Linked DNA regions of Homo sapiens: region 2 is linked to region 1. Evidence: read pairs that join two places in POLR2A ChIA-PET (ENCODE). Cell type or tissue: PC-3. All regions are shown on one strand. Each heading gives the region's core, and the rest is flanking DNA. Links, peaks and the distances in the headings are about the cores only.

Region 1 (12,022 bases), core at 2,237-10,236:
ATTTTGTTTGTACATTCTATTTTTTAAGGGAAGAAGTAAAAGAGCAACTAGAAAAGAAAAAGAAAGGCTCCAAGGCTTTGGCTGAATTTGAAGAAAAAATGAATGAGGTTTGTAAAAAGTACCTGTTAAAAAAATAGACTAATTTGGCCAGTTATGGTGGCTCATACCTATAATTCCAGCACTTTGGGAGGCCGAAACGGGAGGCCAGGAGTTCATGACCAGCCTGGGCAACAAAGTAAGGCCCCCCCCCGCCGCCCTTGTCTCCATTAAAAAAAAGAAAATACCTTAAGTATTTGGGCATAGCTCTCTCAGTTAAAGAGGTTCTGTATTTTAGAAGTGTTATTGTTATGGTGAATACAAGTTTGTATTTACGTGCATGCTTTAAAAAATGAAGAAGAATCATCTTGTAATGTAAGTCATCTAAGACTTAGATAACTTGGATTCCAAGTTAGGGTTGAGCAGTCCTCCTACTTCAGCCTCCTGAGCAGCTGGGACCACAGTTGCAGGCCACTATGCCCAGCTAATTTTTTTTTTATCTTTAGTAGAGACAGGTTCTCACTATGTTGCCCAGGCTGGTCTCCAACTTCTGAGCTCAAGCGATCTTCCCACCTTAGCCTCCCAAAGTACTGTGATTACAGGTGTGAGCCATTATACCCAGCCTGTTTGCTTGTTTTGATTACAAACATGTATATAACATATCAATCACAGTAATGATTAATTCAACTTTTACAGCCTAGACGGAGAATCTAGCCATCTTTGTTGAAAAGAGACCTCAGCTTCAGTAATAATGCCTGCTGCTCAATAATACAGAACCCCTATCCCTTAATATGCTCTTTGAAAAGAGCTAGTAGAGGGTCCTTTGGTGATAGGGTCAAGGATTGGCACCTGTGTTTCTTTTGACTGTAATTAGAAGCTGAAATGGGTGAGAGGTATTAAGAGGATGGAGGGAAGGAAGCAGTGGCTGTCTCTGTATATTAGGTGTATTGGAAAGGTTAGATAGTCTCTGATGGTGTTCATAACCTTTTTGCAGAACTGGAAGAAAGAACTGGAAAAACACAGGGAGAAATTGTTAAGTGGAAGTGAGAGCTCATCCAAAAAAAGACAGGTAATACCACTTTTAGTTTATTGCTATTCTTAATCTCATAGTTGGATTTTCATAATAATGCTGTATACTACTGTTAATAGATGCATTTGCAAACTCACATCAGCTTATTTAGACTTGTACTTTTGTTTCCATTTAGAGAAAGAAAAAAGAAAAGAAGAAATCTGGTAGGGTGAGCAAAAATTTTCCATTTTTCTAAACGTTACAATTAAGAGCCAACAAAAAAAGTAAGAATAATTTGTTTAACCTGTATGCTAAAGGTAGCTTAAACTCCAGATGAGTCAAGGAACTTAGAGGTTCTTTGATTGTGAAGAGTGATTTTGTTCTATCACTGACATAAAAAACGGTGCCAACCACCTTATAACGTAGTACATTTTCTGTTGCTATTTAAAGAGAAAGATTGGTGACCATGGCCACATATGTTAACTTGTTGAGCTTTTGTACAGGGAACAAGTGTGACATTTTATATTTTCATATTTATGACTTATGAATATGGCATCTGTTTCTCAGACACTAGATTGATTTCACTAAGTATTTGAGAGACTTTGTAAAAGAAAAACATTCTCGCATCTCACAAGCTTTAATTGTTTTGTGCTTGGTCAAGTATTCATCTTCTTCTTCATCAAGCTCTGATTCTTCCAGCAGTTCTTCTGATTCTGAAGATGAGGTAAGGTTTGCTTATAATGGTTCATGAAATAATATCTCTTAATTTCTTTAATGTCAAGTGGAAACCCATTGTGAAATATCTGTTAGAAATGTTGACTTCCAGGTTTTGATTAATTATCCATAACTTAGAGGACTAACATGAGTGAGTGGTAACTAGGAACTTAAATATTGGTATATAATATATTTTTTAGATTTTAAAATTTGTTTTGTTGACCTAAAAATATCAGTAGAAGAAAATATTTGAAAAATCAAATGCTATTTGACTAGATGCTAGGCATTACATGTGATTCAAATCACTTGATCTTTATAACAGGAAAGTGATGTATTAAGTATTAAGAAAAAAATATAGAAACTGATCCTTTTGTGAAATTTTGTTCACTGATAAAAGTTTTATATTAATAAATGTGTAAATTAGATTTTTGAGACAGAAAGCAAATGTTTCTAAAAATATTTTATGTAGGATAAGAAACAAGGAAAACGGAGAAAGAAAAAGAAGAACCGTTCACATAAATCTTCTGAAAGCTCCATGTCAGAAACTGAATCAGACAGTAAGGTAAATTATTTAAATTATTAATATATTGGATACAAAGACATTTAATTAAGTTTTTCTGCCTAAAGTTGCTCTCAATTTAAAAATAAGATAGTCTGATATTTGTACTTTGATGTTCTATGCCACTTAATTGATATACTTGATAATATCTTGCATGTGACATTTAATAATTCAAGTGCTTTCATATATATATATCTCCATGTCTCCACATTTCCATGGCAACTGACATTATTGTCCCTGTTTTCATAAAGAAGTTAGAGTTCAGATAAAAAGCATTGGCTTAAAATGATACAGCTGGAATTAGAATTAAAAGTTGAGTCTTTATCTTCTAAAATCTGGTCCAATGTCCTTTCTACTATACCGTACCTAAATTTGTTCTGTACTAACCAGGATTGTCAGACACACAGTTGGCTTTCAAACATTACTGGTCAGAAAAAAGTTAAGAAGTTCTCGGAAAAAAGTGTTGATTCCTGAGCCCTACCTCCAGAGTCTGTTTTAGTATCTGATTAGGCTTGGAAACCTACGTCTTTAACAGATGCCCTGTGTGATTCTGATACTGGGGTGTTTATGGACCACAATTTGACAAACACTGTACTAGAGTCTCAGGAAACCAAAGCAGCTGTCTGCATTTATAACAGATAGCTGCCTGCCCCCGTGAGAGATCTTCTGGCAAAATACCTAGCATCTAGAAAGTACTCAGTAAATGTTGGTTTTCTCTTTGTCTTTTAAAGCAGAAGAGCTAGTCTCATGATAATGATAGCTAACATTTATTGAGTGCCTACTATCTGTTAGGCACAATTCTAAGCACTTAATTTATTAACTCATTGAATCTCAACAACTTCAGGAAGTAATTTGGTAATCCGCTTTATGGATAAAGTGGATAAGGAAACTAGGCTTAGGAAGATTAATAGCTAGAACTCAAAGGATTCAAAAGCAGAAATTGTTGCCTCCTCAAATTAGAATACAACTCCAGTACATGTGACCACCATAAGCAAACACAGGCAATGACACGAAGTCCTATTTTAAAATAAGCTGTGTGGGTATTACAGACAGTACTTATCATTTTAAGAGTAAATTTGGTATACAGCCAGATAAAGAAGCCTGTTTGCTTACAAGCAAATGTATACATAACTTATATTTCTCTTAAATTTTCGGAATAATATACTGGGATTGGAGTAGCCTTTTTTCAGTCATAGAGCAAATCACTTTTTGGGTGTTTTTGTCCTTGTTCTGTAATGCTGTGTCCTTGGCATTTAAAATTGATACATATATTTCTTTGTTTAGGATAGTTTAAAAAAGAAAAAGAAGTCAAAAGATGGAACTGAGAAAGAAAAGGTAACTATACTTTTACATTGCCTTAAGATAGTCTGTCATATAATACTTAATTGACTTAAATAACAATAATGTGTATCTCTTTTTAAGAGATATATTTATTTTGTTTTTGTAATATTTTGTTTCAATTTAAAGCAATTTTTAATTTGGATTCATTATTGAAGATAAAGGATCAAAAGAGTATTCTAGGCCAAGAGTTTGAATTTATATAGATTAATGGATTATCTCAGATTAAAAATACAAAATAATGCAGATTAGCAGATTAAACATTTCCTTTGATTTCTTTTTTTCTTTTTCTTTTGAGATGGAGTCTCGCTTTGTCACCCAGGCTGGAGTACAGTGGTGCCGTTTCAGCTCACTGCAACCTCTATCTCCTGGGTTCAAGCGATTTTCCTGCCTCAGCCTCCCTGTAGCTGGGACTACAGGTGTGTGTCACCACGCCCAGCTGATTTTTGTATTTTTAGTAGAGACGGTTTCGCCATGTTGGCCAGGCTGCTTTCAAAACCCTGACCTCAGGTGATGCGCCTGCCTCGGCCTCTCCGTGCCCAGCCTATTTCCTTTGATTTCTTAAACCATTTTGAAGAAGGCCCTTCCAATTAAAGAACATTAATTTCTCTTTCAAATTGAATATACCATAGATAAATATTGAAAAATCTTCTTACTATTGTAAATAAATGTTTTACCTTCATTTATAACTTACCTATATAGTTAAAGCAGAATTTATGCCTACCTTAATTTCTGGTTTACATTTAAAATTGTTATTCTGGTTATTAAAAATAAAAACCTAAAGAGGGCAGTAATAAAACTACAGACCAGTGTCACTAGTTTTTACTCAGAATTTACATATTTTTTTTTTTTTTTTGAGACGGAGTCTCGCTCTGTCGCCCAGGCCGGACTGCGGACTGCAGTGGCGCAATCTCGGCTCACTGCAAGCTCCGCTTCCCGGGTTCATGCCATTCTCCTGCCTCAGCCTCCCGAGTAGCTGGGACTACAGGCGCCCGCCACCGCGCCCGGCTAATTTTTTGTATTTTTAGTAGAGACGGGGTTTCACCTTGTTAGCCAGGATGGTCTCGATCTCCTGACCTCATGATCCACCCGCCTCGGCCTCCCAAAGTGCTGGGATTACAGGCGTGAGCCACCGCGCCCGGCCCATATTTTTTTAATGATAGAAAATGAAACTGAAATTCAGTTTCAGTTTCATTTAATATACCATGGTACACAATGGTATATACCATATTTTAAAGCTAAAATTCAGTATTAATGTATTTACAGTGTTGTGCAACCACCATCTCACTCTCGTTTCAAAACTTTCATCAGCCCATAAAAACACTCCATATCCATTAAATAATCACCACCACTCCCTCATTCTCTAGTAACCTCTAATGGGTATTCTGACTATGGATTTGCCTATTCTGGATTTATCATATAAAAGCAGTCATACAATATGCGACCTTTTGTGTCTTTCAGCTGGCATAGTATTTTCAAATTTCATCCAAGTTGTAGCATGTATCAGTACTTTGGTTTTTTGTATGGCTAAGTAATATTCCGTGTGTGTGTGTGGCGGATTTCGCCATCCATTCATTTGTTGATGGACATTTGGTTTTGTTTCTACCATTTGGCTATTGTAATGATGCTATGGACATTTATAAACACAAGTTTTTGTATGGATGCATGTTTTCATTTCTCTTGGGTATATGCCTAGGAGTGGTTTACATAACAATTTGCAAATAAAAATTAATTTTAAATTTTTTTTAATTAATTTTAAAAACTAACCAGGCGTGATGGCATATGCCTGTAGTCCTAGCTACTTGGGAGACTGAGCCCACAAGGTCATGCCACTACACTTTATCCTGGGAGAGAGAGTGAGACCCTGCATCTAAATTTAAAAAAAAATAAAATTTAATTTAAAAAGACACTTAAAAAAGAAACTGTAATGACCAATTCCAAGAATTCAAGGATAATTTAATATAATTTGCCATATTAACTGATCAAGGAAAGAAACCATATGATTATTTCAGTAGTTGTCAGAAGGATGTGATATAATTCAGCATTAATTCCTGATTTTCAGAACGATTATAAAATAAGTGGTTACCCTCATATTTAAAAAAAAAAAGTATGTGTGAAATTAAATCTGGTAACATAGAAACATGAAATATTAAAACTGAACTGCAATTTTTAAGTACTTAAAATATTAGATACAGAGTAATATACACACATGTAATCAACAAATATTAATATATTTACCAGTTAGAATTAATAAATGATTTACATTGGCTTCAAGTCTTGTTTTATGTATTAAAAAAAAAAAAGAAGAAAAAAGACTGGGCACAATGGCTTATGCTTATAATCCGAACACTTTGGGAGGCTGAGGCAGGAGGATCACTTAAGGCCAGGAGTTCGAGACCAGCCTGGGCAACATAGTGAGAGGCCATCTCTACACAAAGAAAACAAATTAGCCAGGTGTGGTAGTCCTAGTTTCTCCCGAGACTGAAGTGGGAGGATCACTTAAGCCCAGAAATTGGAGGTTACAGTGAGTTATGATCATGCCAGTGCACTCCAGCTTGGATGACAGAGTAAGACCCCCATCTCTAAAAAAAAAAAAAAAAAAAAGTCCCCAAACTATCATTTTTTCCTTTGATATAGCTGATCCTGAAACTAGTGTATGTCTTTCCTATCCACATTTATATACTTTTATTATATTAGTATGTGTTCATAAATAACAGAATATTGAGTTTCTTTTTTTTTTAATTAGTTATACCTACTGGAATGGGAAGAATACTGTGTATTATCAAAATGGTAACATTGTGTTTCCTTCTGAAACTTGTTTCTTTTCATTCAGCATTACTGTTGACATCTATCCTTACTGATACTTTCAAGTTTGTTTCTTTTGCTTATGGTATTCTACTAATTAATCCACCACAATTATTTCTCCGTTCTCCTTTTTATGAACATCTAGATTGTTTTAATTTTTCAGTAATACAAATAGTGCTGCTGTGGATATTTCTTACCCATTTCTTCTTTTCCACAGTTACTGTTTTTTGTTTTTTTGTTTTCCGAGATGGAGTTTCGCTCTGTTGCCCAGGCTGGAGTGCAGTGGTGCAATCTTGGCTCACTGCAACCTCCACTTCCCGGGTTCAAGCAATTCTCCTGCCTCAGCCTCCTGAATAGCTGGGATTACAGGCATGCGCCACCACGCCCAGCTACTTTTTTGTATTTTCAGTAGAGACAGGGTTTCACCATGTTGGTCAGGCTGTTCTGGAACTCTTGACCACGTGATCCGCCCACCTCAGCCTCCCAAAGTGCTGGGATTACAGGTGTGAGCCACCGCGCCCAGCCAGTTTACTGTTAATTTTCTAAAGGATACTTTGGACTGTAATTTCTAAGTTCTAGGATGTGCATACACATTCAACTTACGAACATTTTGCTTGCCCAAGTGCTTGTTATTTTGCATTCTTGCTAGTGTATAAAAATACCCTTGTTTCACATACTTGTCAACCCAGGGAGATGTCATTATTGCAAATTTAATGTATACAAATGGTTGAGCTTCTTAACCTGCTTATTAGCCATTCATATTTCATTTTCTTTGCATTGCTTTTCATAGTCTTTGCCCATTTTTCTGTTGGAAAGAAACAACATTTTCTGGTCCATGGCGTCTCTTTACTTTGTTTTTGTGTCTATTATAATTATATAAAGGCTTTAATTTTAAGTCACATAATCATTGTTTTTAGCCCCTTTATTATTTAAAATTATTCTGAAAGTGCTGATAATAAAATACTCAATTAGAAAATACAGTGGTAGAAAATATCCTCTTTATAGTAGTAACCAAAAAATCTGCAAGAAAATTTTAAAGAAGTAAACAGTACTTATTTGAAGAAAACTATACAAGTCTATTCAGAGACATATATGAAGATTGAATAAATGGAGAGTCATAACGTGTTCCTGGGTATAACTTGCCGTACTGGATATTAAAACATTATAAGAATGTTTTAATTAACACAGTGCAGTACTAGTACAGGAATAGACAAAACAATGGAACAGTGTAGAGTCCAGGTGAAAATTCGAGAATCTGTGGAATGTAATAATATGATAAAGATGGCATTTCTTGGAACAAAATGACTAATCATTTGGAAAATATAAAGCTGGCCACTACATAAAGCCAAATACATCCCAGACAGCTCAGAGATTTCAATGTATGAAAATGCAACTAGAGAAAGGGTGACTATTACAGTACTGGGGTGGGGAAGGCTTATGCCTCAAAACTCAAACTTTTGACCATATATTTCAAATTCTGAATGGCAAAAACTGATTACAAAAATTAAACTGTGAACAAAGTTTAACTACAATGAACAGACTAAGAAAAACTTCTAAGAATGTATAACACAAAAAACTAATGATCTTTAATAAGGAAAAAAGAATACCACACATACACAGACAAATTGGCAAATATACGTTTAGGCAATTCTAAAAGAAAACACAAACTGTATTCTCTGATACGATTGATAAAGAGCCTGAGAGGGAGGCTTCTTGGTAAAGTGTGATTCATAAATGGATGACAGACAGTTTTGGACATGGTGGGAGAAAAAGATGATCATTTGTGTGAAGGCTACGTTGGTCTTTGATTTAGTCATCGTTATTAAAGAGTTTGCACTCACATACACTTCATTCTATTTCAACTTTGTTTTTAATAGCAAAGAACCCATATTTCTTTCCTCCAGAAGGAGATGGGTTAAGTAAATTCTGGCATTTTAGTGAATGTTAAATGCAGCCATAAATGATGTAGTTGGCATGGAAAGATACTATTGGGTGAGAAGAGCAGGTTCCAGACAGCAGGTATTTATGTAATATTGTAAACATACACTTAGAAAGATGTTTCCAAAAATCTTAATGGTGTTTAATTTCTGATAGTGGGATTTGAGTCCATTTTCTTACAGTTAACATTTAACATTTTGGCCAAAATAACAATGCTGTTTGCAGAAACAAAAGGAAGTCTGCTATAATCTAGCCCATAGAGAGATCATCACTGTTAGTTTATTTTCTGCATTTTTGTTTGTCTTCAAAATTAGACTCACGCTATATAAAAAGTTGTACATTCTGAATTTTTTATGTAAGATTAGGTGGTGAACATTTTTTCCATTGGGTAGTTTTGTTTTTGTTATGAACTACTTCAGATATACAGAACAGTTCCATGAAAAATAATAAAATGATAACCAGCATATCCACTATGCAGCTCGAATAAATCTTAACATTTTGTTACACTTGCTTTGGGTGTTGTCATAATTTTTTTTTATTTCTTCAAATATATATTTAAGCCCCTAAGTACTACTCCCAATCTCAGTCCCCTCTCCTTCTCCAGAGTTACTCACTTTTTCAACATTAAAAATACTTAGAGGTTAAGATTTTTTTAAACACATATTTACATTTAACACTTTGCGCTAAAGGAATTACTACATAGAGATTCTTTTAGATCACTGCAAATAATCACCCATTTATTTTCTTTTCTGCAGTACTAGGCCTGTCTAATCCAATCCTGGGTAGAAACAAAAGAATTAGAATACAAAGGAACCAAATCTTACATTATCTGCATATTTCATATGACTGTATAAAGTCTATTCTGTATAATTTAAGAAAATAAGATGGATATTACATCTAAATGGATATGTAGTTATTTCTTTTCAATATATTTAATATTGCTTTAGTGGAATTAAAGACTTAAATCCTGGTAAATGTTACACTTTTTAGACATTCTAAAATAAAAATGGGTAATTATAATAATTAGAAGAATTAAATAGAACTTAGAAACATAAAATGTGTGTGACAAAGTATGTCTGAGTCAAGATAAATGTATTTATTTTTCATAGGATATTAAAGGACTCAGCAAAAAGAGAAAGATGTATTCTGAAGATAAACCTTTATCATCTGAGTCCTTGTCAGAATCAGAGTATATTGAGGAGGTAAGTATATGATCAAATCCATTTTCTCTATTTTAAAATGCTTAGTTATTGATTTAATAAATATGACTTAGAAAAAGAAATACTTCATATTTAATTTATTCACCTTTCTAGTATGAAAAAACAAAATGAAAGTTATTTCATTTCAGAATGAGTTTTGCTTTTTTCCAGAAGATAATTATCTATTATTTTTTATAATTAACTGTATTTCCACATACCTTTCTAATCTGAGATATTTTTAGTCTTCTAATATTTCCTTTTTATTGTGCTACCATTCTTGTTACATGAAAGAAGCTGTGTAACATACAGCATGTTGAAACCAAACATTCTCTTACATTGTTAAAATAGAACATTGCATATACTATCTCAGTTTAGTTGATATTTAGCTGTGTTTTGAGCTACTTTTCGGGGAGTAGAAAGGTGATGAAGTGGAGAAGAAATGTTGGCAGGAAACATATCATATTACTTCGTTGTGAGAACTAAATGAGATGATAAATTACGAAAGGCATTGCATCATACCTGAGACAGAGTAAATGGTGGCTAAAGTTTGCATAATTCTTGGTGTTACAGTAAAATCTAAGCCAAGTTTGCCCTAGAATCATTTATTTTTAAAACTGTAGCTTTCTTTAGCGATCAACATACTTAACCCCCAATAGTGTAATCTAAAAGAGTTGAGGATCTTACCCTTGCTTACAAGGGGTGGTAGCAGATTGCAACAAGAGCTGGTTTTCATGATTCTTTAATCGTTTCCGTATTAGCCTCCTCCTGTATCAGTCCTGCCCAGCTCTATCTCTGTCTACTATATTCCTCATCTCCCCATTCCCTGAGTCTTGCATTTTTGTTTGTTTGTGCCTCTCTCCTTTCTGATTTCATCGTTCTTGGTCTGCAACAGTGGCACTTGGTCCTTTAAGACCTATTGCCCCCATTTTATAGCAATGTCTTGTAATTGCTCCTGAAATGAAAGCTAATGCTGAGGCAAGAAGGTTGCTTGAGCCCTGGAGTTTGAGGCTGCAGTGCACTCTGATCCCACCTGTGAATAGCCACTGCACTCTAGCCCAGGTGACATAGCAAGACCCCATCTCTAAAAAAATAATAATGATAATGTGCAATTTTATGAAATTGTATTTCAGTGTAAATGCCTGAATGTGATTAACACCAGGCCAGGCGCAGTGGCTCGTGCTTATAATCCCAGCACTTTGGGAGGCTGAGGCGGGTGGATCACCTGAGATCAGGAGTTCCAGACCAGCCTGGCCAACATGGTGAAACTCCATCTCTGCTAAAAAAAAAAAAAAAAAAAAAAATTAGCCAGGCGTGGTGGCAGGTGCCTGTAATCCCAGCTACTCGGGAGGCTGAGGCAGGAGAATCACTTGAACCCGGGAGGCGGAGGTTGCAGTGAGCCAAGATTGTGCCATCACACTCCAGCCTGGGCAACAAGAGTGAAACTCCATCTCAATCAATCAGTCAATGCTGTAACACCAGAAGACATAGAATCTTAAGAAAAAACAAAATGCAGGCTGTAGCAGGTGTATATTACATACGCCCTTCAAAAACCATACAGTGGCATTACAGTATATCTTAAAATCCTGCACAAGAGGCTTGGTGCAGTGGCTCAGCCTCTTGTGGCACCTGTAATCTCAGCAATTTGGGAGGCTATGGCAGGAGAATCAGTTCAGACCAGGAGTTACGACCAGCTTGGGCAACATAGCGAAACCCTATCTCTTTAAAAAAATAAAAAAATTTTATTTTTTAAAATTTAGTTTCTGGGCCAGGTGTGGTGGTTCACGCCTGTATCCCAGCACTTTGGGAGGCCAAGGCAGATGGATCACCTGAGGTCGGGAGTTAAAGACCAGCCTGGCCAGCATGGCAAAACCCTGTCTCTACTAAAAATACAAAAATTAGCCAGACATGGTGGCACAGACCCGCAATCCCAGCTACTCAGGAGGCTGAGGCAGGAGAATCGCTTGAACCGGAAAGGCAGAGGCTGCAGTGAGCCGAGATCACACCACTGCACTCCATCCTGGGCAACAGAGCGAGACTTTGTCAAAAAAAAAAAAATTTTAGTTTCTGTATTGTAAACAGATTCATCACATGAATGTTTAGCAGGCTATTCAAAAGTCGTGGAGGATGTACAGGGCTGTTCAGGACATGGCGTGACAGCATCCCTCATCTCTGCCTGGCTAAATATAGATGTAGTACATCTGCTGTCACCCTTAGTCATTGTAATAACAAGAATAACAATAAAAATATTGTTTCCTAGGTGCTCGGTAAAGAGAGCTAGTGAGTTAGTGATCTCTGTTGTGAGCTTGTGATCTCTAGTGCTTAATGTGTTATATTTTTTTTAGTCCTCATGCTTCCTTTTATTGTTAATTGCATTTTTATGTATTTGTCATGTATTTAATGTCGTAGTCACTTAGCAGCAAAACC
Region 2 (12,022 bases), core at 2,604-10,603, 160 kb before region 1:
TCTTATTTGTTAAGTTGAGAAAGCAACCAGAGTTAACTATGTAAGAAAGTTCATTTGTAATGTTTTTCCCGTTTTGGTAGTAGCTTCAGAATATATATGTTGATTAAGTAAAATGGTATATTTCATGCTTATAGTATCCGGTTATTATCCTATAAAAAGCACCTAAGGACAGTTTCGGGAAATCTCAATAGTCAGAGAGGCCTACAGAAAAATCTGTCCAGGTATAGGGAAAAAGCAACTTAAAACCATTTTAGCAAGTTGGGTCATTTACAAAATGAAACATGTAATACATTCAATGAATAATAACAGATAATTTCTAAGGACCTAGACTTTCAAAATTAAGAACAGACCACATAACATTTGATTTAATTAAAACAACAGATATTTTAAGGATTATATTATAAGTTGTGTTTGTTGATCTTAATAGAGTGTTAGGGAAGATAGAAGGCTATCCACATACTAACTGGGGAAAATTCAGTGGATCTGAACTTATAGTATTATCACAGCCTCATCTTCATTTAGTGGCACCAGTGCTGAACCCATTACCCAAACTGGGAGGTTTACACATTGTTTACCCAAACTGGGAGGTTTACACATTATTTTTAGTTCTTGTAGCCACCCTACAAGAAAGTGTTGTCCCCATTTTACAGATGAAGAAACGAAGGTTAGATGCTAGCGGAGGGAAGATTAAATAACAGGCCCAAGATCACACAGTGTGCAACCTGGAAATGTAGCGGAGCTCTCCAAAGATGGGCCATTAAAATTGAACTGTGAGAACAAATATTAATATATCACATTTGTCTCTTGAATTGCTTTTCCCCTTGCTTTTTGTTTCAATATTCTAATTTAGACCTTCTCTATCATATGTTCAGAATAGTATCATAGCCTCCTTACACCACCTCCCATCCATTATGTATGCTAAAATGTCAATAATAACATGCCATGGTTTTACACATTTTTACTACTTACCCACTGAATATAAGATAAAACACTATAGACTCCCTGTGTCCACCAGCAATAAATCCCTTTGCAGTGTGGTCCCATTTAGCAGTGTGCCCTCTTTAGGACCCTGCCTGCTGGAGCTATAGCTGGTGTACAAACACGTAAGCACTTCCTCCTCCTCTATTAGTGTCCTCCATGACAGATGCTTCCCCACACCAAAACTAATACCAGCCTTCCTCCCAGATTGGCTTAGATGCTGCTCCCTCCTTGGTGCTTACTCAGTGCCTAGCGCTCTTGTGCCATTTGTGGTCCTTGGCACATACTGACATGAAGTATGTAGGTACATATTCTTTTCTCCCTGCTAGAGTAAGAGCTCCTTGGGACACTCTATTCAGGTGCTTCCGTGTAGCATCACCTGACACAATGCCTTACACATAGTAGGGACTTCATAGTTCTTTTGAATAAGTGGTAGCAATTTATTATGTGTATGAACTTTACAATAAATAAAGTGCTTAAGCATAATATCCTATGTCATATATATAACCATAATACACATAATCATATATAAATATATATTACATAATCTATAATATATCTTGTTTAAATCTTTTTGTGGGGTCATTTTCTCAAAAATAGATGTGAAAAGCAAGGCCCACGAAAGTTGCAAGTGACTTGTCTTAGATTATCTAACTTGCAAGTACAAATTTGGATCCAAAGCTTTTAGCTCAAAACCCAGTGCTCTTTCTTTTAAATCATACTGCCTTCAAAAATGGAAATTTACATCTCATGTCTAAGTGACTCACTTAGGTTTATACGTACCCAAAAGAAACTTTTTTAATACTTTTATGCCTCCACTTGGCAAGCAGTCAGTAAATTCTTAGTGAATAACCAATAAGCCACAATGCAGGATTATGGCTTTTTTGCTAAAGAAAGACTCAGGAATCAGTTTAATCGGTGAGAATGTTCTATAACTCCTGTACACAAAACCAAGAGCAAAGGTCACTATAATTCATCTTAATGCATATCTATAGACTATTGGGTGATTCATCCAATCAAGTAAAACCAAAAGATTTCTATGTATAACGTGCCTTGTTCGATTCTTGGAGAATATAAAGATGCATTGCATTCCTGTTCCTCAAGGAATTTGCAATCTAGCTGGATAGCGCTTGGCAGTTTAAAAAACAAATCAAATCTATAATATAAAATAATCAAATGTCTAGGTTCTCTCCACAGTTCTATGACAGAGGCAGGGCAGGATTTATTCTGGTTTTTATAAGTGAAAACCTGAGGCTCCAAAAAATTGGGACTTCATAGACACTGGGGACTACTAGAGGAGCGGGGAAGAGCTGAAAAACTACCTATTGGATACTGTGCTCACTACCTGGGTGATGGAATCATTTACACCCTTAGACATACAAAGGTATGAAATATACCTTTATAACAAACCTGCACATATACCCCCGATTCTAAAATAAAAGTTGACAAAAGTAAAAAATGAAATAAAAAATCTGTACTATTACAAAAATGATAAGAAGGAAGGTGGAACTTGCTTAATCAACTGACTAGTGGCTGAGTTGAACGGAACTTAGTAACACTGGAGTAAGAGACTGTACTTTGAGAAACTCTGATATGATCATATGAAATTAAAGTAGTATTAGGGGATTTGGCCAATAGTCCAATTCTGCATCCAAGTGAAGACTCAGGCAAAGTGATTTGATCTGTGGAATACTTCTCTTAGAGATGGGAGAGGATAAGGTACTTAAGCTAGTCCTACCCCAAGCTGTGGAACAATGTGCTGAAATCCATGTCTCTTGACCCCTGGGCAAGTTGCTTCTGAAAGAGATGGTAAGATAGGAAGCATCCTTCATTGTTTTTGTTCAGTGTGTCAGTGTTCATTATAGTCATGGGAGTTTTATATTTCTAAAATAATGAGCCCAAAGTCTCAACACATATGAACATGTTTTAATGGCTAAAAGGTACGAATACTGATTTATATGCCATGCCTCTTTTGTCCCTATCCCGTAATCCAAACCTGCTCTTTCTGATTCCCCTGGAGTTTTATCGCATTCCTCCTAAAAGGAGTCAGTGAGTTCTTTTTAAGCTAATGGCCTTCATAGATTTCATGGTCATTTTTAGTTTTGTTTGGGCCCTCACTTCTTTATGAAAACTCATTGAGCATTTATTGACACCCATTAGTACAATGTGGTGGGAGGCCAATAAATCTAGAGGAAGAGCAATTTAAGCAGGACCCTGCCAGGAGTTGGGGCCATGGGGCAGTAAATGAGTAAAGATGGCAGAAATCCACAGAGTACCAGGAGGCAGGGCCAGAGAGCTAGGTGGGCTTTGGCTGAGGGGGCTGAAGCAGGAGAATTATCTGATAGGATCAGGTTTACACTTTTAAGGGTTCAGTCTAGACAGAGAGTACAAGATGGATTTGAGGACTGAGATCAGTGGGGAAAGGCTAGGTAATGGTATATGTGAGGAAGGAGAAGGCGGACCAGACCCGCTATAGTGGGAGCCTCAGAGGTGTAGGAATTGTATTTAAAAAGACACGACTTTACTGAGGAGCCCAGAACAAGACTTGAGTAAATGAAGAAAAGGAAAGACTCAATATTGTAAAGGTATCTGTTATCCCCAAATCAATTTATCAATTTTTAAAAATCATTGAAAATACTAAAAGGATTTTTGGAAGGTGTGGGCACTCAATAAAATGATTCTGAAGTCAGTTCATAATCATAACATATAAGAATATCCAAGAATGCCAGACACGATGGTGCACACCTGTAGTCCCAGCTACTTGGCAGGCTGAGGTGGGAAAATAACTTGAGGCCAGGAATTTGAGGCCAACCTGGGTAACATAGACCAGCCTCTAAAAATAAATAAATACATATTTTTATTTTCAAAAAATATTCAGGAATGTTTTATAAAGAGTGGAAAGAGAAAACTTTCCCTGCAGATGTTAAAATTTACTCTAAATATTTAATAATTAAAGGAGAGAGGTACTCTAAACAGAGCCAGAAACAAAGAGCAAAAGTCCAGAAAATAACTTCAAGTAATTTAGAACATGAGAAATAGTGGCATTTAAAATTGGTGGGTAATTTAATGACTGCTTAAACCCTTTTGCTAATCATAGAATATAAATAAAAATAGAAAAATATAGAACCATTAAAAATTAAGCTGTAGATCTACATTGCCAATAGATCTACATGCAAATGAGTTCAGTATACAGCATGATGTGAAAAAGACAGTTACAAAATTGTATGCATTCGCATTCCATTTAGAAAACAGAGACTAACCATCTGCATGAGTATTATGTAGATGGCAAAAATGGGATGAGGTTAAAGAAGTCAAAGTTCTGAAGCTAATATTAGCTGGGCATCCTAGTGATGTTGGAGTCCTGCAGGAAGACGTTGAGTGTGGGGTAAACAGGATGAGCCATGGTTCCTGGGGAATATAGAGAGTTGACAGTAAATGATAGTGATGGCAAAGGCGATATTATAAACATTAATGGAAGGAGGTACACACCTCAAAGAGAAAAGGATAACCACCTGAAAGGGATGATTGCCAACAGGAAAAGAATGTTGGTACAGGCCCCATTGGGTCTGTACCTCACCCTGGGGTGAATCATGGTGGCTATAAATGAAAGATAATGTTCATAACATATTTAAGTTAATATAATTTTAATTAAGTTAGATTTGTTAGAATAATTTTCAGCTGCAAATTACAGAACACTCAATGAAAAGTGGATCCAGATAAGGGCATTATTATATACATAACTACAAGGCTGGAGGCAGACAGCCCTAAAGTTGATGCAGCTATTCATTGATGTCATCAAAGACCCAGACTCTTTCCCTGTTTACACTCTGGCCTTTTATGTGTACAGATGATGTTTCAAGATGGTTGCTACAGCTCGGTAGCATTCAGTATAAGACGTGGGTGAGGAATGGGAGATGAGGAAGTACAGCAGAGAGCATTCTACTGTGCACCTCTTATCAAGGAGGAAAATGCTTCCTGAAACTCTCTAGCCAATTTGCCCATACAGGACTGGGTGTCATGTTCATCCCTGGATCAATTCCTAGCAAAAGGAAATGTGATTGCCTTCATTGGCCTGGACCAGGTCTTCATGGCTGACAACCAGCAGTATCTTCTATATCACACAAATAATTATCTGTTCTACTCTTGTGGAAAACCAGCTCCTCTAAGCATTACCTCATTTGAAGAGGAAGGAAGTACAGAGTGAGGGGAAAATTCTCAAAAGAGGGAATTGAGAGGAAGAATGTGGAAAGATAAGAAAGTATTTTGTCCAATTGCAGCCATTAGAAAGCTTATTAAAATTTCTTCTTCTGTTTTTGAGAGCTGTCGCCCAGGCTGGGGTGCAGTGGTGCAATCACGGCTCACTGCAGCCTCAACCTCCCAGGCTCAAGTGATCTTCCCACCTAGGCCTCCCGAGTAGCTGGGTCCACAGGCATGAGCCACCATGCCCAACTAATTTTTTGTTTTTTGTAGAGACAGGGTCTCCCTGTGTTGTCCAGGCTGGTCTCAAACTCCTGGTCTCAAGTGATCCTCCCACCTCAGCCACCCAAAGTGCTAGGATTACAGGTGTGGGCCACCACACCTGGCCTAAAATTTCATTATAGAAAAGTGTGTGTTGAAATGGGGAAATATTCACAGCACATTGTAAAATGTTTTTAAAAGCCTCACAAAACAATGTGTATAGAATGATAGCCACTTGGGTCATTACCCAACAACCTAGGAACTTGGGCTTCATGTTTTCTTACTTCTTTACCCAGTGCTGATTTTTATCTCCTGCTCTGAAGAAATTATGTTTAGCATTGCATATTTGCAGTTTCAGTTCCTGATGATTTTCCACAGTGGGTTAAAAATAGCCATTATGATGAGGTAATGATTTATTCTTTCATGTTGTTCATTTAAGTCATTACATTGTTCCTCAAACACCAACATTTTCAGGCTTGGTGGAAATGACTTATTATCTTTTTTTTTTTTATTTCCAGTTAGTTGAGACTGATTCTTTACCTTCTCAGCATTATCATCACTTCCAGGAATGAATAAAAAGTGGGTTCTGTTCTCATTTCAGAATACATATTTGATTATTAAAATTTACATGCAATGCCACTTTATTACACTTTTATCCAGTTGCCTAGAAGCAGTAAAAATTAGAAGCCAGTGTTTCCATTTAGGGCCCATGCCTTTGTTTCTCCTGAGGGGCCTCGAGGTGATGTGTGCCTGACTCATCATGCACAGTGGCAAAGAGACGGGTACTATGGCATTGCTGGACTATGCTTTGCTGTGGAACAAAGCTCATGTGTGACTCTTTTAGCTTGCCAGTTAATGGCTTGCTTTGAATTCACCCATTACAACTTTCCAGGTGATATGGAAGTTTTAAGGAATCCTCTTGAACCCTCCTCTTGGTTTCTCAGAATTTGTTTGTCTTGTTCTTTGTGATTTTGGATGAAGCATTCTTTGGGTCCTCCTGAGGACCACAGTGAGAAGTAGGGGAGACCTGTTTATAAACAGCCTTTGAAGCTCATTGTTCATTGCTCATTGCAAATTGATCAATGAAAGCACACGGGAACCCTGTCAGGTTTTGAAATAGAGTAGAAGCTGTATACATACAGCAAGCTTGATGTGGGGACCTGCAGTGTAGATTCTCCCAGAATGCAGACAAAAGTGGGTGGAATCTCCAAGGAGTGAATCAAGCCACTTGGCTAACGCTTTAGGACCTTAACACGATGCTGTTAGTCACTATTTCATTGCTTAGGTAGCAACAATATACCACATTTTATGGGAGAACCATGGTTTTAAAACATTCTGGGAATAGATCCAGCAATTCCACTTCTGAGTATATATCCAAAAAAATTGAAAGCAGAGTCACAAAGAGATCATTCTACACCTGTGTTCATAGCAGCAATATTCACAGCAGCCAAAAAGTGGAAACTACTGAGGTGCCCATCTATGGATCACCAGATAAACAAAATGTCATATATACATACAATGGAATATTATTTAACCTTAAAGAGGAAGGAAATTATGATACACACCACAACATGAATGAACCTTAAAGGAACTATGTTAACTGAGGCGAGCCACTCACAAAAAGACAAATCCAGTGTGATTCCACATGTATGAGGTATGTAGAGTTGTCAGATTCATAGAAACAGAAAATAGAATGGTGGCTGTCAAGGACTGAGGGGAGGGGTACATGGGGAGACATGCGAGAGAAGTTATATGCAGGCTCAGGTGACCTTTCCCTCTGTTGCTATAATCGTAACCCTCACCTTAATTCAACATGTTCTTATTGGTTTAGTGTTAAAAAACCTTTGTTATATGTGATACATTTTAGTCTGTGGCCTCCTCTAACACACTTCATAGGAAACAGACAAACCACTATGGAGAGAGTTCTGTGAAAACTTGAATAACAAATTTGAAAAGACTGAGGTTTACAGAGTATAAGGAGAAAAATAGATTATCTTTGCCTACAAGTTGGATATGTCCTGTTTTTAATTTTTAAATAAACTGAGGATTATACATTTTTGGTGCTAAAACTTTGAGGATGTGAATATATCACAAGATATATCCCTATATCCAGAATTGTCTATTTAAAGTTGTCATTCTGTGACTTATGATATGACTTGGGTGTTTTTAGTGTCTTTTGGAAATAATCATACTTTCTTGTAATGAGAAAATAAGGCCCAGGCCAGGTGCAGTGGCTCACACCTGTAATTGCAGCACTTTGGGAGGCCAAGGCGGAAGGATTCATGGCTCGAGGCCAGGAATTCAAGACCAGCCTGGGCAACATAGCAAGACCCTGTCTCTACAAAAAGTTTAAAAAGTAGCCAGGCATGGTAACACACACCTGTAGTCCCAGCTACTCAGGAGTATTGTTTGAACCTAGGAATTAGAGGTTGCAGTGAGCTATGATATGATGGCACCACTGCACTCCAGCCTGGGTGGCAGAGCAAGACCCTGCCTCTAAAAAGAAAAGAAAAAGAAAAGAAGGCCCCATGATCAACCTTTTCCCATTAGAAAAGCCTGAAGTCGTTTTTTAGTTTGCTTGTTTGTCTTGATTTTAAATAAGAGGATTAGAGCTCTGGAACACCTAAGAGAAACAATTACAAGACTTCAAGGATTTCTTGTATTCAGAAAGGTCCAGAGTCTTTTTAGGGGCATTGCCAAGATAAAGCCCCACCTAAGATCTCTCGGAGCCAGACTTCATTCCACAATGGTGTCCTGTTGAAACATGCTTGCGAGTCGCATGTTTTAAAAAGATAGAGTGAGGGTCCCAAGTGACTGTTTATCATAAGTATGACTAAATGTTCAAACTTTTTATACCAGACTGTGCCGTATAACATAAAAAGGGAAACTTTTAAACCTGCGTTTAACTGAAAGAGCCTTAATTGGTGGTATCTGTAGTTTCATTGCATTGCATCACTAGGGTTACTGTGAAATATTTGAGTCATATATGGTACAGAATAATTTAGATTAAAATCTTGAGCTAATTTAAGAGTATGCCTCACGATACTATAAACTGAGATAGAACAGATCATAAGCTTACGTAGAGAGTCCTTTGAAATGTCTTTGATGAAAACACTTCTTGTGATTCTGTAGGAAAGGTGTTTTTTTCTTACCTCATTTAATGTTGTAATTTATTTATTTATATAATCCTCTGGAATTGGGACTATATCTTATGATTATTTGGGACCAGAGTTCCTGACGTAGCTGAATGTACTTCACCTTTGAAATTAGGTATTGCAATAAAGGTTGGCTAAAGACTGAGAGGGGTTCCCCAGTCATGCTTATTACAGGTTCACAATGCCCAACAACCTAACTCGTGGTTGAATTACTGAAGGTCATGAGATGTTGGGCAAGATTTTGTTTTTTAAGTCGTTAACTCAGTGTTCATTGGTTCAGAATTCCAATTGTGTCTAGATATTGGAGATTTAAAAGAAAAGCCATTTGCTAAACAAAAAAAAAATTTAAGTAGCCTAATAAAATCTAAAGAATGGTCATTCTTATGTAGAACCAACTTACATCTATAGGCATCATACACATGGAATCAACGTTAGTGCAGTCATGTGGATTCATACTGCCTAACCCATGCTTTGGTATGATATTAACAAGCCCTTTTAATCTACTCTACCTTTAAACAAACAAGAACTAGACCTGTAGTATAAGTGCCAAAGTAACACAACTAAAACTGAATAATAATAATTATGGCATGTCCCAGGGTGAAAAACCATGCAGCCATTAAAAATCTCATTGTATAAAAAAAGTCATATTGCAGAATTTTATTAGTGGCAAAATGTTGATAATGAATTGTTACATGTTTTTAAAAGAGCTACAAAATAATGTGTACAGAATAATAACCACTTTTACTTAAATATACTTATACATCCAAATATAATAAAATACGTAATTTTTAAAAGACAGACTAAAAAGACACAAAAAAAGTTATATTAACAGTGAAGTTTTCTCTGTTCTCCAAGTAGTGGAATTTTTTAGTGATTTTTCTTCTTCTCTGGATTCTTAAAACATTTTATTAGTTTCTGCATTAAGCATGCATCTATACATCTTAGCAATTTTATAATTAAGAAAAACATAGTGTGTGTTATAACACAAATAAAAACGATGTGCATGTTTTTAAATTTGTATACTGCTAATTGGCTGCTAAAGTTGTTTGAACACTGCAGCATGAACCAAACAGATTTATTCTTTATACTGTTTTAAATGAGTGACACTTAACTGTATAGAGGCTAAAGATGATGAGCCAACAGGACATTACTTTAGGTTAGTCATGCTTTTTAAAATTCAGTGCTTACAAGTTGTGTGCATGTGTTTCCAATAAAGACTTATTTGCCAAAATGTTCCTTGAACATTTTGTGCTACATTTTCACACTCCTGTTTATTCATTACAACTTATTGGACCTGCAGTGCTTCTCAAGTCTTGAAGGGCTTTTCCTCCCCAATGCAGTCTTCTCCAGGGTTTTGGGAAGCTTAGAAGGTCACCCCTGCCAGTTCAGAATATTCACTCAGGGGGATCTCAGAAATGATTCTAGATCACTGCATACCCCCTCTAAGTGCTTTGTTCACACCGACCTTGTAGCAGTGGTCATGTTTTCTTTTAGTTGTTTGTGAATCAGTCTCCCCCAGAAATCAGGACACTTATCTTGGCAATAATCATCCTAATAATTACTGTTTGTCAAGTGCTTACCATATGCCAGAAACTGTACAAGCACTTGGCATACATTACTTCATTTAGCCCCCTTAATAGTAGGAAAAGTAATCGCTACTTTCTCCACTTTATAAAAGGAAAAACTAAGGCTTTGGTTTTGAACAAGCTAAAATATAAAGACAGAACTCCGAACTCTAAAGGAAGAACCAAAACCATAAACCAGTAACCAAATATACTGTTCTCGATGAGAGGATTCAGTGGTCCGGCCAATGATAAGTGTATCCTCACAGCCCCTTCCAGCTCTGAAATCCATGGTGGTACCCAGTCATTTTTCTAACCCTTGTATTAACAAAACAGCTCCATCCTCCCTTGTATACACCATTCTTATAATATTTGGGTCAGGGGAGTAGGTCACTCTTAATTTCCACACATTTCAGAGGATTATGACATCATGGCCAATGTCTTAGTTCCTACCTTCAGACACTGTCCCTGAGTATTAAATCTTGTGTATATTTGTATTGGTCCTAAAATTAGAAAAAGATCTGATATTGGTTTATATCCTGAATGATCCGCTCCTCCATACTGGTTAATAATAACAGTAATAAGCGCTGCCATTTACTGAATATTAACTATGGTGCTAAGTGCTTTACAATGATCCTATGATAAAGTGGGCTTTGTTACTGTCCCATTTTACAGACAGGGAAACTAAGCCTTAGAGAGGTTAAATGGCTTGCCTTATTTTACGTATTCATTTGTTCATTGATTTGATAAAGGAATACATTGGAGATTTGAATCGAGGTTTTCCAGACCCTAGTTTAAATCAAGACTCTGTTAATATTCTAAAACAGTTGATTAAGACTGGGCATGGTGGCTCACACCTGTAATCCCAGCACTTTGGGAGGCTGAGGCAGGAGAATAGCTTGAGCCCAAGAGTTTGAGACCAGCCTGGGCAACATAGTGAGATCGCATCTCTGCAAAAACTAAAAACATTAGCCTAGCATGGTGGCATGCACCTGTGGTCCCAGCTACTTGGGAGGCTGAGGCAGGAGGATCTCTTGAGCCAAGGAAGTCAAGTCTGCAGGGAGCCGTGATCACAGCACTGCACTCCAGCCTGGGCAACAGAGCAAGATCCTGTTTAAAAAAAAACAAACAGTTAATCAGCACTCTCTTGCTAGTATGACTTTGGGCTAATTAGTAGCCTACATCTGTGTATCAGTTTCTTGACCTGTAAAATGGTGTAATGATATTATTTACCTAAATGTTGTGGTGTGGATTAAATTATTTACTAAGTGGACAATGCTTAGAATAGTGCTTGATATATAGTGAGTGTTTAGTACTAGGTGCTATAAAATAATAATCACCATTAATAACAATATTATTATTCACTGGATTTTAATTGTTGAAATGGCACATTAAACAATAGAGAAGCAAAAAGTGTCCCCTCACGACCTCCTCCTTCCTCTCCCCAGCATGAGCCACTGAAACCAGTTTGGCAGATATCCTTCCAGAATGTTTCCTATTCCATCAAAAACTATTTTAAAATTGTCCTTTCATTAATAAAATACAGGTTGAGAGTGAAATTTTTTGCAGTGTTCTTGAAAGTGTGGGAGTGGAAAGGCAGGAAGGGAGACAATTCACTCATTCAGCCAATACCTGTCAAATGCCTGCCGCATGCCAAGCAGCCACAAAATGCTAAGGATTCGGCGTCCAGCATAGCAAATGCTCAACTTCCGTTTTGAGTGTTTACTGATTTTCTTTTTTTAATTTTATTAGGATATGATGTTTCAGCTTCTCCGAGGTCTGGACTTTCTTCATTCACACCGAGTAGTGCATCGCGATCTAAAACCACAGAACATTCTGGTGACCAGCAGCGGACAAATAAAACTCGCT

Evidence for each region. ChIA-PET counts read pairs that join two places held together with the same protein. Peaks named below come from ENCODE experiments on the same cell type or tissue, not always from the same donor. Only the 100,000 strongest peaks of a DNase experiment are listed, where the experiment ranks them.
Region 2: POLR2A ChIA-PET joins it to region 1 with 5 read pairs; 3 of 35 experiments call an interaction of 5 or more read pairs at or near these places.

What each region holds. Positions count from the first base shown.
Region 1 is chr7:92,567,402-92,579,423 of GRCh38, reverse strand. It overlaps FAM133B (family with sequence similarity 133 member B), which reads left to right. Exons shown (of 11, transcript NM_152789.4): 3 at 29-107; 4 at 1,031-1,105; 5 at 1,242-1,274; 6 at 1,707-1,769; 7 at 2,229-2,321; 8 at 3,603-3,653; 9 at 9,509-9,601. Among named protein-coding and RNA genes, the nearest start is that of FAM133B, 17 kb to the left of the region's middle. In PC-3, for the core only: no CTCF peak of the experiment used is centred there; no DNase peak of the experiment used is centred there.
Region 2 is chr7:92,725,677-92,737,698 of GRCh38, reverse strand. CDK6 (cyclin dependent kinase 6) reads left to right here. Exons shown (of 8, transcript NM_001145306.2): 4 at 11,906-12,022. Among named protein-coding and RNA genes, the nearest start is that of CDK6-AS1, 100 kb to the left of the region's middle. In PC-3, for the core only: no CTCF peak of the experiment used is centred there; DNase peaks (open chromatin) are centred at 6,208 and 6,708; H3K27ac peaks cover 2,878 bases.